Linked DNA regions of Homo sapiens: region 1 is linked to region 2. A link is a loop called in an ENCODE intact Hi-C map of the cell type or tissue named here. Cell type or tissue: HepG2. All regions are shown on one strand.

Region 1 (8,000 bases), 290 kb before region 2:
CAATCTTGGCTCACTGCAACCTCCGCCTTCTAGGTTCAAGTGATTCTCCTGCCTCAGCCTCCTGAAAGTAGCTGGGATTACAGGCATGTACCACCATGCCTGGCTAATTTTGTATTTTTAGTAGAGACGGGGTTCCTCCATGTTGTTCAGGCTAGTTTTGAACTCCCGACCTCAGGTGATCCACCCACCTTGGCCTCCCAAATTGCTGGGATTACAGGCTTGAGCCACTGTGCCTGGCCAAAACGGTACCTTTTAACATCAGAAGGGAAATGGAAGTTAGGCAGCCCAAACAACAGATGTATAGTCTACCATTAGTTCCTGCAGTCATCTAAATGGCCGGTAGCAGATTGGATCTTAAAGGCATTTAGGACATTCATTCAATACAAGTGCATCTTTTAACTAGCGATATATCTTATTTAAAAAAATCATCTTCATACCTACATTTGGAAAAGAATTATTATTTTTAAAAACAGCTTCATATTCATTAGCTGCTACTATACTTAAAAACTTGTTGAGGTAGATAGAAACAGAATTAACATGCCCTCTTCTGAGTTGAAAACTGGAGGTGCTGGATATTCAAGGCACTTGTCCCAGGTCACACTGATGCCTTAAAATTATAATCAGGGCTCCAGCTGAGTTTCCTTATGTATAGTTTCTGCACCTCCTGCCCCATCTAAAAAAGTCTCAGCATATATTAGGAAGCTGCATGACAGAAAGAACAGTGCTTTGGAAAGGTGAGATTCAAGTTTGGCTTCAACATCTGTGAGCTGGATGGTCTGCTTACCTGAGGCCTCCTGGCTGTCTCTCTCCCATGGATGACAAAAGAATAAGATGGCATAATAGATAAGACTTTAGAAAGTGTCACACAATTGTGAAATGTTATGATTTTCCTCATTCACACTCTAAATTCTCCTTATATGTGTAGGCATTTAGTGACATTATCATTGACTACTACACCATCTGCTAGTTGAGCATGTGAGCAGTATCAATGCAAGGTGTATTCTCTATGCTTATCAATATGGTTGAAATCAATGAACTCAGTGCTTCAAACCTGAATCACATTTTCTTCAATTTGTGTTGTTGCTACCTGCTAAGAATGCAGTAGTAAAGGTGTTCAATTTCCAAAGAATAATTAAGCAAGGACACTGTGTCCCATCTTTGATGAAATGCAGATTTCACATTAAAATCAGATCCTTCATTTTTAAAGGTTGAATAGAATAACACCTAAAAAAAGAATTCCAACTGGTTAAATTTAGGCTTCTGAAAAAAAAAAGTTTAATGTAAGATTATTCTTGGTACAGAAACATTTTCGCTTGGCTGTGAATTGGATACATTTGAAAATCATTTTAAGCTCTTGCTTTTGGAATTGTGTGTGATCAGGGAGATCATCAAACAAATGTCAATAGGCATGGTAGACTCAGTAACACTGCTTCCCTCATTCTAATGAGCTATTTTATGAGAATAGGTTAAGGTAGTTTCTGCTTTGGAAAAGGGGGTCTTCTGATTGCAGGTATGTTTGCAGTGATTGGTCACAAAAGGCTGATAGTATTATTGTAGGTGTTGGCCTCCCCATTCAAGCTTGGCTCACTCCAGCGCCTGGAACAGACACTTGTCTTGCTTATTTAAAACTTATCTACCTATCCCTATGAATCTGAAGTACCATATGGCACATGTAGCCTTTTCAAGAGACATGCCAACTGATGTCTCTGTTGCATATCTTATGCATATAATTATAATAATAGATTAGATTTAATGAACTTATTCTATGTACCAGATACCTGGCTGATCACTATACATATTTATTTTTACCTCGTGCCATGAACATAGAAATCATTGAAGAAGATAAAGTGACTTACCTGGCCATTTTATGGCCATTTAGCACCTATAAACTTGGCCATCGCTGGCTTAGAGGAGGAAAAAAATATTTAAAAAAAAACATTTTTTCTTCAAACATAGAAATTTTTGTTTTCTTGCTGCTTTGCCAAAGAAAGAGCTCTAAACAAAAAACGAGGATAGTTCTTTCCCATCCTATCCTGTTGCGTTATCATCTCCCAGATTGGATGAAGAGGGTAAAGACTCATGCCAGCCCCTCTAATGCCTCAAACCCTGTGTGCTGTAATAGACTCAAAACAGGAAAGAAAGGAGAACAGTTCTCATCCCTGTCCCATGCCACTCCTGCCAGACAGAACTGTTGGCATATGCCCAACTGGGCAGGCGGCCCTTTTTGTGACTCTTTCCTTTGGCTACCCGCGAAACCTGGTCATGGCGTCAGCCTTGGAGGACCTTTCCCGGAGAGCCATGAAGCCACTAGGCTGCCTTCCCTGCTGTGGGCCTTGGGGCTTCAGTCATGGCTCTGTTGACAGGAGAGTAGCTGAATTATAATAATAACCTTTCCTTCCACCTCACGGGGGTGTCGTTAGCATGAGATGACATAATAGATGTAAAAGTTTTTTTGAACAGTATAAAAATATAAGTCAAAATAATAAAAGAACGAAGAGCATTATGATTACAATGATGTCAGAGTGCTCCATCCCAGGATCGTTTGAGCTGTCAATGACAGAACAAATTCTCTCTGCAGGCCCCAGGGTTTTCACTCAAGGTTTTAGCAGATTTGTCTAAAACTAGCCACTCTCTTAGTCAGAGAAACAGAAGAATGGAAAAAGTTCAGTGAGCTGCTATTTGGGGCCAGATACTACCCCAAAGTTTCTCTCACACATATACACACACATTTGCATATCCACAGGTACGTAAGACATACACATAGGAAACATGTAAATGTTGACAGAGGGGAAAAATATAATCCAGATGTAGTGGCAACTTCTCTGCGCCTATAGATCTGGGTCAGATTATCTTAAGCCCCAACTCTGCAGCAGGCATAGCACCCCTAAGTCTTTCCAAAATTTCTGCAGTTTCCCCAGGTGTCTAGTGGTTATGCCAGCTTTTATGGTTTCTGTCCTTGGGTTTCCATTTCTTACAGGCAGCAGACTCTGCTGCCTAACATGGACAACACAGAGAAGCTCAGGCTTTGATTTCAACAATCAACATAATCCGTCCCAAATATACTAGTAGATTTTGCTGGAATGAATAGGAGTTAAGTGGATGTGCAGGTGGGATTGAATTTACACAGCAACAGTGAGGTTTATGTGGCAACACTGATCAGTTCAGGAGGTACAATCCATGCTGAAATGTCTGTTGATCACCCCTTTCCAGGGGGTATTGAGAGCCTTTCTCCAAGCGCCTGCTCTTCTCCCTGTTCCTCCTCACTTCTCCCCACGCCCCACATTCCTAATCCCACATCCCATATCCCCATTTTAGAAGCCAATAACTGGTTTTCTTTCCCTGTCTCAAGCAGAACAACCCTCCCAATCCCTGAGTGGTGGGTGGGGCTACTTCTGTTCCACGGATGCTCTTTCAAAAACTGAAGGAGGCTTCCCAAGTGAATCTAGACAATAAATTGTCTTTGCCTCCTTCCACAAGTGTGAAATAATTACATATTACCCAAATCCTGCAGCCCATCAGGGCTGAACACAGATTACAAAATCATATTCAATACTGTTTAACAGTAACTTTAAATGGATCACTCACTGAAATCTTGAGGTTTAAACACAATCGTTTTGAAAATCTAGCTGAGCTCTATGTTGCTCTGTTATTCTGCTGAGAGAAGGAGGGGAGACGGGTTTATTCCTGTCAGTAAAAAAAAAAAAAAAAAAAAAAAAAAGATGAACTGTGTAAAAATAATGTAAGGGGAACACCCACTATTCCTGTCCCTTCTCAAATGTCACGTCACATTGATCCTGGTGAGCCAGGAAGTCACTTAATGCATTCTTTAAAAAGTCAGACTGTCCAGGGAAAGGACACCTTCTTTCACTTCCAATCAGCCAACCCATCACTCCTTTCCTCCATTTGTAAGTCTGTGGAGTAACTTAAAAGGCATGAGTCATGTTCTGAAAATCAAACATGCGCATGCAGAGCATGCAAAATGAACCGCGGAGAGAGTCGGCATTAGAGACACAATGCGGCCTTTGTGAAACATGACAACATCCCTGGGGACCGAGGCTTCTGAGTGTTGCTGAACTGAGGAGAGTAATAACAGGGTCCAGGGTTTGCCAGAGAGTGTGTCATAACATGGAGATTTTAGGAAAAGTGTGGAGTCCCTTTAATCAGCTCTGAGAGGAGCTTGCTAATAGTGCCTTTTTGTCAGTTGTTTATGTGGTGGGTGGGTCAACATCAGAACTTTACCCTTTTATTGTTATGAAAATTTGTAGACTGTTTATCTATTTTCTTTCCCTTTTCCAAGGAAACATTTGCAAAATGTTAATTACAGAGATTCTAGCTTTACCTTTCCTGAAAGATGAATTCTGAAACATTACTTTTACTTGGGATCACCTCTCTTAATTGGGGGACTTTAGTTTCAATGACTTTGCCTGTCACTCTGAGCAGGGTTTGTGCTCCAAAGGAATCTCTTGGGATCTACCATTTGTCTGGGAGACAGGGATATTATTTTGGGCTGTGAAGTCTGTTTGCTAAAAAAAGTGCTGGGAGGATACCAACCACACACAAATGTAGGAATTTCTACTTGTTAAGCCTTTCCGTCTGCAGGGGAGTTGTTGCATTATTTCTTACAGCTGTTGTTCAGTGAGAGAGTAGTACGTTTGAGTCTCTGATCTCATCTCCCAAAGTTTATTGTGAAACTTTCATATGAGCACCTGTGTTCCTGGATTACAAAATGACACCATTAGGCAATTCTTATTGTCGTGGATAATTGCCATAGAAAGGGGAATAGGATAGAGGACTAGAAAAAAGAATGAAAGTAAACACTTATGGGGAATATTGTGCTTTAGAAAAAGGCATTGCAATGTAATAGCATGATGATTTTAATCCCAGATTCATAGTGATTTAATGAAATAAGCAGCATCCATAGGCTCAAAACATATGTTTACAGAGGTAGATGGAATAGCAGATATTTCTGTTGTAGTGATTTTTTTGTGTCCAAAGTGTATCTTCAAAAGGCATATAGTCCTTTGAGTTCTGAAAATACCAATAGTTTTCTTTTTATGCTCGTTGTGTTTAGCACTCATTGTTTTATCTTGGAAGACACTTTCTATTTCTATGTACAGCCATCATAGTAGGATTTACATTTCAGCCGGCAGCAATCCCTAAGACTATAGAAAAGCTGGAAGGAATAAGAAGACTTCTTATTTTAGCTATCATAGATGATGATTGGGTTCATAAAGGACTTAAGATATAATGATAGGGAAAATTCATAACCTAATGCTTTCAAGTCAATTTCATGTTCCGCTTTTAATTAGAATCAGCCTTCTCTCTTTTTCATTTGCTATGTAACATACCTTTCCTTAATTTCTGGGGGGAAAACCCTCTCGAAACAGGGGTGAAAACTGTTGATTTAGAATCATGTCATAAAATAGAACTAAAGGAAAGGGGTGAACTGACTGCCTCAGACTGAAACAGAGCTCTTCAGGGTTGATCCCACTGATTGTACTGTTGATGGCAGAGAGAGAGCAAGGCAAACACAAAATTGTTAATGTGGCAACTAACACAATCCTAACCATAAATACTTGCCAAAGCCGGAATGCAGAATTTCAATGAACCCACCTAGTCTTTTATCCCACTGACATAATTTAAATCATGGGGCTGGTTTCCACACATGACTAGAAACCCCACCTCAGTGTGGTTTTCAATATAATGTTCACCTCATCATATATTGATTTCCAAATCTTTGGTCCCTAACTTTTCTTTACAAGGCTTTGGTTTTCTCCAATTACAGAATCTTGTTTAATTTATGCATGTAATTCTCAATGTTTCTTTGAGTACAGACCTCAGAAAGTGTTAGTGAATAAAAAGATTCAGCAATTGCAGTTTAACATTGTCCTGTCCCGAGCTCTTGAATTCTACTTCCTTCAGTCTTCATTTACCCCTACACTAGGATACAGTGGCCACTTTTTCCCCATGAACTTCTTCATGTTTTTTGACTTAAAGAAAAACTCTTATTTTTTGGTATTTTTTCAAATTTGAAGAAGGAGATTAGAAGATTCTGATGTTATTCTAAATGAATGTTAAAAAAAAAAAAAAAAGCCCAGCTCTCAGAAATGAAGGTAATATAGAACTGAATAAAAACCAAAACACAGTTTGAATAAATAAAATTCACCAGATTTTTTTCTTGGATATCAGCCTTTTTATGATTTTGGGCGCCTAGTCACTGAAAAGCTTTGTTCATTTTTTTTTTTTAAACATAGTAACATATATAGATATTGCAGTAGCTAATTGCAATTATTCACCCTAGACAAAGACAAAAAAATGAGTTTTTGTTTTTCTAATTTCTTAGCTTGTGTGCAAAGTTGCCATTCCAGATGGGGCCCATTATGTGATGTTGTATTTCAAAGGGAAACATTTCTTAAAGTTGCTGAAAAAAATGTTTATTAAGGAAATAAGAGCTGCTGAAGCAAAGACACGTGTTATCTATTTCGTCAATTAGTGGCAAAATTCTGGTAGTATTCCTAAAGAGCTGCAGGGGTTCTAATTGAAATATTCTAATCCTTCCTCTTCCCAACCCACCGAATACCATTGTCAGTAGGGGGAAAGAATCATAGAATTAAATTCTAGGTAAAACCATTTCTGATTTTGTAGCAATGAGAAAGGGTTGCACTATTTTTGGTTCTTGCATCATTTATTAGAAGTTTTTCTCAGTAGGACAGCAAGCAATTATCTGAAGCAGCTGGGTTATGTGAAGGACTGATCACATGTTATAACACACAGAGGAATTAAGGATTATGGAAAGATGAACAATGTAATTATGCTCATGGAGTGTCACTTATTAATTTTAAGGTGAGATTTGTAATAATTTCATAATAGCTATAACAGTCGGAGCAAATGTCTGGATTTGTAAGGGTCTCCAAGGTTTAAAATTGGTTCATAAATTTAATTTTGTTAAAATGTGGTTCCAGTTGCTAGAAAGTTTTTGTTTCAAGGAGAATGAAATCCTGCAAGCGATGAAGGCAAAATCTAAAGCTTAAAGTTCTTGTTTTAACAACTTTTATTCATCGCAACTCCATTTCCTTCCTGGGTTAGTGTAGAGATGGATTCATAAAGGATAGCTCACAACTATCTTGTATTTCCTATGAGTAATTGTGCAAAGGTGAAAAGATGACATAATCACAGCAATTAACTTCTTTTCTGGCTCCACTATGGTAATTATTAAGAAACATCACTTGTGGGAAGCCCAGCAATCACCCCAAAATCAGGGCTACCTCTGCTTTTCCGAAGTACCTTCCCTAATCTGTTTAGTATAGTTTCTCTCTGTTACACTTTTAATTGCCTCTTTCACTCTCTTTATTCCAGTTTTCTTATTAACATTATTGCTAATTAGGAATCTAAAGTAGGCCGCCTTTTCAAAACAGAAATGACGACCGTTTCTTTTCCAGGTAAGTGGGTGGTATTTGCAGCAAGCAATTAAAATGCACTTTACCCAATTAAAAAAAAAAGACTAATGATAACAATAGTTAAAAAACAACATCACAAAATGACGGTGAAAAACTTAAGTGATCTCGAAATTAAGCTATGTTAGTCAGCTGTTATGTGACCAGAAAATAATGCGTTACAGATAACACAGTTTTCTAAGCAGTGGTTGTTTGGCCATCTGACATAAAGTAAAAAATGAAAGAAAATAAAATCATAATTCTCCCAAGTCTATTATATTTTTAAATTTTTTACAGCTACTAGATAGCTATAGGGTTTTAATTTTCATTTTTGAGTATTTTTTTTTCCAAATGGAAATAGCTTTATTTTTTTTAGCCTATCAATGTAATGGGTACTCACTATTAATAATTCAAATAAAGTAAAAATTACCCCAAATCCCCAGTGAAAAACTGCTAAAATTTAGTGTCTATATTTACAGTACTTTTTATTTGACATATGAGTGTAGAAAACAGGTACAAATAAATGCAAATATATTTTAGTAAAAATTCATTTATTCAACAATATTT
Region 2 (8,000 bases):
AAGTTTGTTTTCAACTCTGAGCTCCACTTGGCTACAAGATGATAGTTGTTGTTACTGCTATGGTCATATTTGCTGCCATTTTTACTGTACTCCTTTCTGAAACGTCAAGGCCCTAGAGTGCTGGCATGTTGGTGTATATGACAGAGCAGAGTCAGGAATCTGAGGACACCAAAGGAAAAATGGAAAAACTCCCACAAGGAAGAGAGAGATTATGCTTAAAATATGTATCTTTATGAAAACATGCCGAACTCTCCCTATCCATTACAACCAGATCCATTGCTTTAAAATGGTACCTTTATGAAGTCATCCCCTTATTCAAAAACTATGAAGGCTTCCCCATGCCTATAGCATAAAGACTGAATACTGCATTTGGGCCTTCAAGACTTGCCGCAGCTGGCCTTCCTCTACAACTCAAAACGCACCTGCCCCATTTTCACTACACGTAAGGTTCTTTATCTCTACGTTATGGCTTTCCTTCCTGATGACGTGGTAAGCACTTTGTTGTCAGAGATCTGCTTTATTTACTTTTATATCAATTAAAGCATCAATGTCTGCCTTTTTTGCCCCTTTCTGGAGAAATCATCTATGCCCCACTCCCTCCTTTGGGCCAAGGTTAACACAACCTCTTCCCTTCCTTAATCTTGACAAGGCAGCAGCTACAGCCCTAGTTGAGTCAGAGCTGCAAGTTAAACTGTTTGTCCTAGATCAGGCAGGTTGTATGCCAGAGATGAGTCCAAACCATGCTGTGCATTCAAGCCACAGACCTTTCCTCTTCCAGAGCATTGATCTGTGTTTTGCACGTAGGCTCCCATCTTGGTTTCTTTCCTTATCACCCCAGTGAATCATCTGGTGGCCCAGAATCACCATGCTCTTCACCTGCATTAAACTACCGCTTGCCTGATTGCACTCACACAGCTGCCACACCCTCCCCACCATTTAACCTCGTAAACTTGTTTTGGCCTTATAAGCATCAAGACCTGCCTAACTCTGCCCCAGCTGGAAACCATGCCTTGCATTGCTCAACTTCCTTTGTCGAGCATTCTGATCCTAGATAAGTATCTTTGCAAGCTGCCTAACTATTCCTGGATTCTAGAGTTTTGTTTCCCAAGCATATTCACATACTTTCCAACTGCATAGCGTTTAGCAGAAGGCAAAACTGTTGTTTCCCTAAGAAAATTTTAAATTCCTATTTCCCTGGAGACATAATAGGTAACATGCCCTGAAAATGTCCTGTGTGTCTATGACTTAGTGCACTGAATTCAAAAGAGTTCCTGAAGGGTGAAATCATTAGCATATTTTATAATATTCAAAGATCATTGACAATAAGGGAATTGTATATAACCTGCTAAATGTGTTGTTAATAGTGTTAGAAATTTTAAGTGGAAAAACAGGTATTGATAACATTTAGGATGAGTCAATACAGAAACTCTAAGTATTCTGAAATTCAGAAAATTTCACCTGGATTTGGTGTCTACTTAAATGATATACATGTCTCAAATAAGAATATTATTTCTGCTTCATGTTTTTGAGAGGAATAACTAATTGCATTATGTACCTGAGATTATTTTTATTTATTTACATCATTTGTTTTTATAATTACAGTATTTTTTTTTTTTAGATAGAGTTTCACTCTTTTGCCCAGGCTGGAGTGCAGTGGTGTGATCTCAGCTCACTGCAACCTCTGCCTCCTGGGTTCAAGCGATTCTCCTGCCTCAGCCTCCCGAGTCGCTGGAATTACAGGTGTGCGCCACCACGGTGCCTGACTAATTTTTGTATTTTTAATAGAGACAGGGTCTCGCCATGTTGGCTAGGCTGGTCTTGAACTCCTGACCTCAGGTGATCCACCCGCCTTGGCTTCCCAAAGTGCCGGGATTACAGGCGTGAGCCACTGTGCCCTGCTATAATTACAATTAAAAGGTGTCTTTTGGAGGATATAAGAAGAAAAACTATTAGTCAAAAAAGCAAAACATTTGCTATAATCATATATCCCCCAATCATAATGATTATCATTCTCCTCTCTTTCGCTCTCCCTTTCACGTCACCATACATATCATTTCTTACCAAAATTAAATCCTTCTTTACATACATTTTGTACCTAGCTTTTATAATTGGCAAAAGTCTATGAACATATTTTCATACTAACATATATTCATATTATCTCCTGTAATGACCCTATGCGGTTCCTTTCATGTGCGTCCATGTGAAGAGACCACCAAACAGGCTTTGTGTGAGCAATAAAGCTTTTAATCACCTGGGTGCAGGCGGGCTGAGTCCAAAAAGAGAGTCAACGAAGGGAGATAAGGGTGGGGCTGTTTTACAGGATTTGGGTAGATAAAGGAAAATTACAGTCAAAGGGGATTTGTTCGCTGGCGGGCAAGAGTGGGGGTCGCAAGGTGCTCAGTGGGGGAGATTTTTGAGCCACGATGAGCCAGGAAAAGGACTTTCACAAGGTAATGTCATCACTTAAGGCAAGGACCGGCCATTTTCACTTCTTTTGTGGTGGAATGTCATCAGTTAAGGCAGGAACAGGCCGTTTTCATTTCTTTTGTGGTGGAATGTCATCAGTTAAGGCAAGGACCGGCCATTTTCAGTTCTTTTGTGGTGGAATGTCATCAGTTAAGGCGGGGCAGGGCATTTTCACTTCTTTTGTGATTCTTAGTTACTTCAGGCCATCTGGGCGTATACGTGCAAGTCACCGGGGATGCGATGGCTTGGCTTGGGCTCAGAGGCCTGACAGTTCCTTGTATTGATTCCCTGTAGTACCACTAGTCTCTTATGAATGGATATCACAGGGACTCATCTTTTTGCTATTTTTAAAATGTTGCGAAAATATCCTTTGGTCTACATCTTTGAGATCTAGTTTTTTTTTTTTTTCCTGTAAATATGCAGAAGTAGATGACTGGTGCAAAGAATAGGTAGTTTTCAGCTTTCAGATATTTACTGCCAAATTGCTCTCAAGAAAATTTGCTTCATGTTATCTTCCCTATGGCAGGGGATGGATGGGACGGCTCTTTTCTGGAGACCCCACTGTAGTTCTATTGATTAACAGGGCTCTTGTAAATTTCTGTCAAGCTGACAGGCAAAAAATATTGTGTATTGTTTTATTTTGTTTATCTAATGTATTCGTTAATTTAACAGTTATTTGTTGAGTACCTATTATGTACCAGGAACTCTTCAAGGGGTGAAGGGAAAGTATAAAACAAGACAGAAGATTTCCTTTCTTCCATGAGGATATAATTCTAGTGGGAGAACCAATAAGCAAACCAGCAGAAGAATCTTAGACTGGGAGACGTGCTAAGCTGAGAACTGGGGCAGCCGGTGCCTGGGGAGCTACACTGGAACTGTGATTGTGAAACCAATTCAAAGAGGTAGCATTTACAGTGAGACCTGAATGACAAGAAGGAGCCAGATGTGCAGTGATTCTCCAGGAAGGAGTTCCAGGTATCGAGAACAGCTGGCATAAATGTTTGAAGGTGGGTATAGCAGCACTATTCACAATAGCCAGAAGGTGGAAACAACCCTAACGTCCATCAGCAGTTGAATGGATAAACAAAATGTGGTATATCCATGCTATGGAATATTATTCAGCCTTAAAAACAAATGAAGGACTGATACATGATAATGTCAGGCCTCCGAGCCCAAGCCAAGCCATCTCATCCCCTGTGACTTGCACGTATACATCCAGATGGCCTGAAGTAACTGAAGATCCACAAAAGAAGTAAAAATAGCCTGAACTGATGACATTCCACCATTGTGATTTGTTCCTGCCCCACCCTAACTGATCAATGTAGTTTGTAATCTTCCCACCCTTAAGAAGGTTCTTTGTAATTCTCCCCACCCTTGAGAATGTACTTTGTGAGATCCACCCCTGCCCACAAAACATTGCTCTTAACTTCACCGCCCATCCCAAAACCTGTAAGAACTAATGATAATCCATCTCCCTTCGCTGACTCTTTTCGGACTCAGCCCACCTGCACCCAGGTGAAATAAACAGCCATGCTGCTCACACAAAACCTGTTTGGTGGTCTCTTCACACGGACACACATGAAACTATGACTTGGATGAACCTTGAAAACATTAGGTTAAGTGAAAGAAGCCAGTCACAAAAGAAGCCAGTCACATACATATTGTGTGATTCCTTTTATATGAACTATCTGGAATAGATTAGTCCATAGAGACAGAAAGGAGATTAATCATTGCCAGGGGCTGGGGTGGTGGTGGAGAATGACTGCGTAATTTGTATCGAGTTTTCTACAGGTGTGATGAAAATGTTTTCGAAACAGGTAAGGGTGATTGTTGAGGACATTGCGAATGTACTAAATGCCACTGAATTGTATACTTTAAAATCGTTCGTTGTTATGCGAGTATTAGCTCAATTTTTAAAAATGTGCTAAGGTGAGTATAAACTTGCTTGGTGAGAACAGAAGGGCTGGAGTTAGGTACATGTGAGAATGAAAGGAAGGTAGATGTGAGTTTTCTCTCCCAGGAGCAGAAATCTTTTGCATCTACCCCTTTCCTAGTAACAGTGGCTCTTTCCCTAGATCCTGTGGGAAAGATGGCTTCCCACCTCCTCCCCGGCGATAGACTTGTCTTAACCTGCATCCCTCCCGGTAAGCAATGAGTGTATGCCTGGACCCTGGGGCAGGAGAGTTTGCTGCCCTCTGCTGGCAGATACGGCATCTGCTTCATAGGAGAGAAGGGTCTGGGGAAATAGGAAGTGTGTTTTCTCTCCCCAGCAGCTGTTGATCACTTCCTGCAGGCTGCATCATCCGGCTAACTTTGCGGAGTAGAGGTGGGAGATTTCTCTTCTGCCTCCTTTGTTCTGCCTGCAGGCTTTCTTGTGGGAAAGCAAGGTAGCCAGGGAGCCCACACTTCTATGAGTCTGGAGTTCCCGGCTATTCTATACTGACAGTCTAGTCCATGCTTGGCCTTAATGAATTTCTTAAAATTTTAGTTGATTTCTCCTTACTTGCTTGTATGCTGCCTACTTCTTTTTCTCGTGCTCTGTCGAAGATGAAATAGTTATATGCCTTGTCTGTGCTTGGGAGGGTTTACGTCTCCTTGGAATTTAGTTCACTTAGTGCCTAGATTGCTCAGCTCCAGAGAAGGTATGATTTTGTAGGTCATCTGTTTTTTTCTTATCGTTAAGTTTGGAGTGATATTAACTTATGGCTTTCTACAGTCGAAGTGGAAGTATGTGTGTGTGTGTGTGTGTATATATATATATATATGTTTGATCTATGTATAGATTTTCCACTCCAATCCATAGATCCAATCCACTGTTTTTCCACAGTGCCACTAAGTTTTAATTACTATAGTTTTATAATATACTTTAACCAGTAGGATAATTTCTCTCTCATTATTCATCTTTAATGAAAAAAAGATCTGGGTTATTCTTGTTTTTTTTTTTTCTTCTAAGTGATCAGCAGGATTATCTTTCAAGTTCTCCAGGAGATCTCATTGAAATTTTTATTGGGATTATGTTAAATATTAGAGTAGTTCTTTGTCAGCATTTTCAAATTCTTGAAGGACTATTTAGAATTCTAATTCTTCTTGGGTTAAATATGATAATTTATACTTTCTAAAATATACATTATCAAGGTTTTCACATATAGTAAAATATATTCACATTTTATAAAATATTTTCTATAGGATTTTAAAATCTATAGTTCTCTAGTTATATTTGTTTAAAATTTTTTTGATTTTTAGTTTATTTGCATATATCGTAGAGGTATATATTTATGGGGCACATGAGATATTTTGGTACAGACAGGCACAGTGTAATAATACCATCATGAAAAATGAGGTATCCATCCCCTAAGCCTTTATCCTTTGTATTTCAAACAATCCAATTATACTCTTTTAGTTATTTTGAAATGTACAGTTGAATTATTATTGACTATAATCCTGTTGCACAATCTGATTATATTTCATTTCTGATTTTTTATTCTACCTGATAAATCTTTCCAGAGTTTATCTTTTTCAGTATGCATTTTGCAAACATCCAGCTCTGAGGTTTATTCTACTGTTGCTTTCCTGAACCTCAACTTTCTCAGCTGCTAAGTTGAAGATAATAGTATTGACTTCACAGGATTGTCTTAAGGTTTTGATGAGACAATAAAAGTAAACATTTTGGGCTGGGCGCAGTGGCTCATGCCTGTAATCCCAGCACTTTGGGAGGCCGAGGCGGGCGGATCATGAGGTCAGGAGATCGAGACCATCCTGGCTAACACGGTGAAATCCCGTCTCTACTAAAAACTACAAAAAAAAAAAGAAAATTAGCCGGGCATGGTGGTGGGCACCTGTAGTCCCAGCTACTCAGGAGGCTGAGACAGGAGAATGGCGTGAACCCAGGAGGCGGAGCTTGCAGTGAGCCGAGATCGTGCCACTGCACTCCAGCCTGGGTGACAGTGCGAGAGAGCGAGACTCTGTCTGAAATAAATAAATAAATAAATAAATAAATAAATAAATAAATAAAATAAACGTTTTGGCATAGTGTTGGTCACATGGTTAAGATTCAAAAAATAATCCAATGATCATCACTGGATTCTGTTTTTAAACATATTCATTCTCCTCTTCCTCTTCTTTAGGTTAATTTTACAACTTTTATTCAAAAGCCTTGAATTTCATACTAATTTAAAGCTATTTATTTATTTATTTATTTATTTATTTATTTATTTATTTTTTCTCAGTGTAGGCTTACCCATATCCTATAAATTTAGCTTTGAGGGATAACATTAAAGTTTCTAAGCCAGGCATGGTGGCCTAGAAACTGTAACCCCAACATGTTGAGAGGCCAAGGCGGGTGGATCACCCAAGGTCATTTCAAGACCACCCTGGCCAACATGGTGAGAACCCATCTTTACTAAAAATACAAAAATTAGCTGGGCGTGGTGGCAGGCACCTGTAGTCCCAGCTACTCAGGAGGGTGAGGCGGGAGAATTGCTTGAACCCGGGAGGAGGAGGTTGCAGTGAGCCAAGATGGCACCGTGGCACTCCAGCCTGGGCAACAAGAGTGAAACTCTGTCTTAAAAAATAAAAATGAATAAAAATAAAAAATAAAGTTTCTGAATTGATTGTAATTAAAGCATTGATTTTCTTCTTGGGTCAACAATCATTTAAAATAATAGTTTTGAGAGATTTCTGTTTTGTTTTGTCCTAATTTTCAAATTCATTTACTATTTTTATTAAGAAATATGATCTATTTTTACTACTGAGCATTTATTGAGGTATTTTGTAATACCTCAAGATCAATGGAAAGAATCTTTATTCTCTGTTTGAATAGTACAAAGCATCATATATACTGACAGTAACGAATGAGAAATTATAAAATTTAACTTTCTTATGCTCTAAAGCTAAGGAAAAGACTTTTAAATGCTGATAGCTGAACGAGCAATTAAGTTTGGCTGAAGTGAGGCTGAACGAGCAATTAAGTTTGGCTGAGGTGGAAAACTATTTTAAAAATAAAGGCTTCATAGATGAGATTTGGGTATGAAGAAAGCTTAAACTTGTAAACAAAATAGGAAAAGATGAAAAAGGGCAAAAACAATATTAACATGTTTTTGTTTTGTTTTTTCCCCAAAGGATATAATGAGCTTTTCTCTACATAAATGAATCTTTTTGTCAGCTTAGGAAAAATTTCTTCTATTATATATGTCAGTATTGTTTTTTGTTCCACTTGTTCCATTATGTTCTTTGAGAACCCAAATTGTTTATGTTTAATTTTGTTTCTCTTTTCTATCTATAAACTTCGTCATTGTTTTCTTCTGAATTTTGGGAAACCTCCTTGAGATTTTCCTCTCTATCGCTCATTAGATTTTTCACATAGTCTTTCCCTTTGTTGACTCCAAAATGAATTTTATTGTTTTTATTTTAAGCCATTAATTCCCTAGTAAGTTATGCTCTTTTTTTTTTATCTATTGTATCTCTTACAAGTTCCTCCTCAGCTTTATTATTATGATTATTTTTGCATTATGCTGAGCATGCAATTTCCTGGAACT

Evidence for each region. A loop is a pair of places that touch in the nucleus more often than their neighbours do. Peaks named below come from ENCODE experiments on the same cell type or tissue, not always from the same donor. Only the 100,000 strongest peaks of a DNase experiment are listed, where the experiment ranks them.
Region 1: a loop joins it to region 2, with 2.4 times the contacts of the local background. A loop is called at or near these places in 2 of 110 quality-filtered maps.

What each region holds. Positions count from the first base shown.
Region 1 is chr5:116,648,498-116,656,497 of GRCh38, forward strand. No RefSeq gene overlaps it. Among named protein-coding and RNA genes, the nearest start is that of SEMA6A, 78 kb to the left of the region's middle. RefSeq lists a silencer at 3,836-4,130 and enhancers at 3,836-4,130, 4,065-4,114. In HepG2, no CTCF peak of the experiment used is centred here; a DNase peak (open chromatin) is centred at 3,994.
Region 2 is chr5:116,943,442-116,951,441 of GRCh38, forward strand. All of the region lies in intron 1 of LOC105379137 (a long non-coding RNA gene), which reads right to left. Among named protein-coding and RNA genes, the nearest start is that of LINC02214, 190 kb to the left of the region's middle. RefSeq lists enhancers at 834-1,523, 2,216-2,905. In HepG2, a CTCF peak has its summit at 4,656 (motif pointing left); a DNase peak (open chromatin) is centred at 4,660.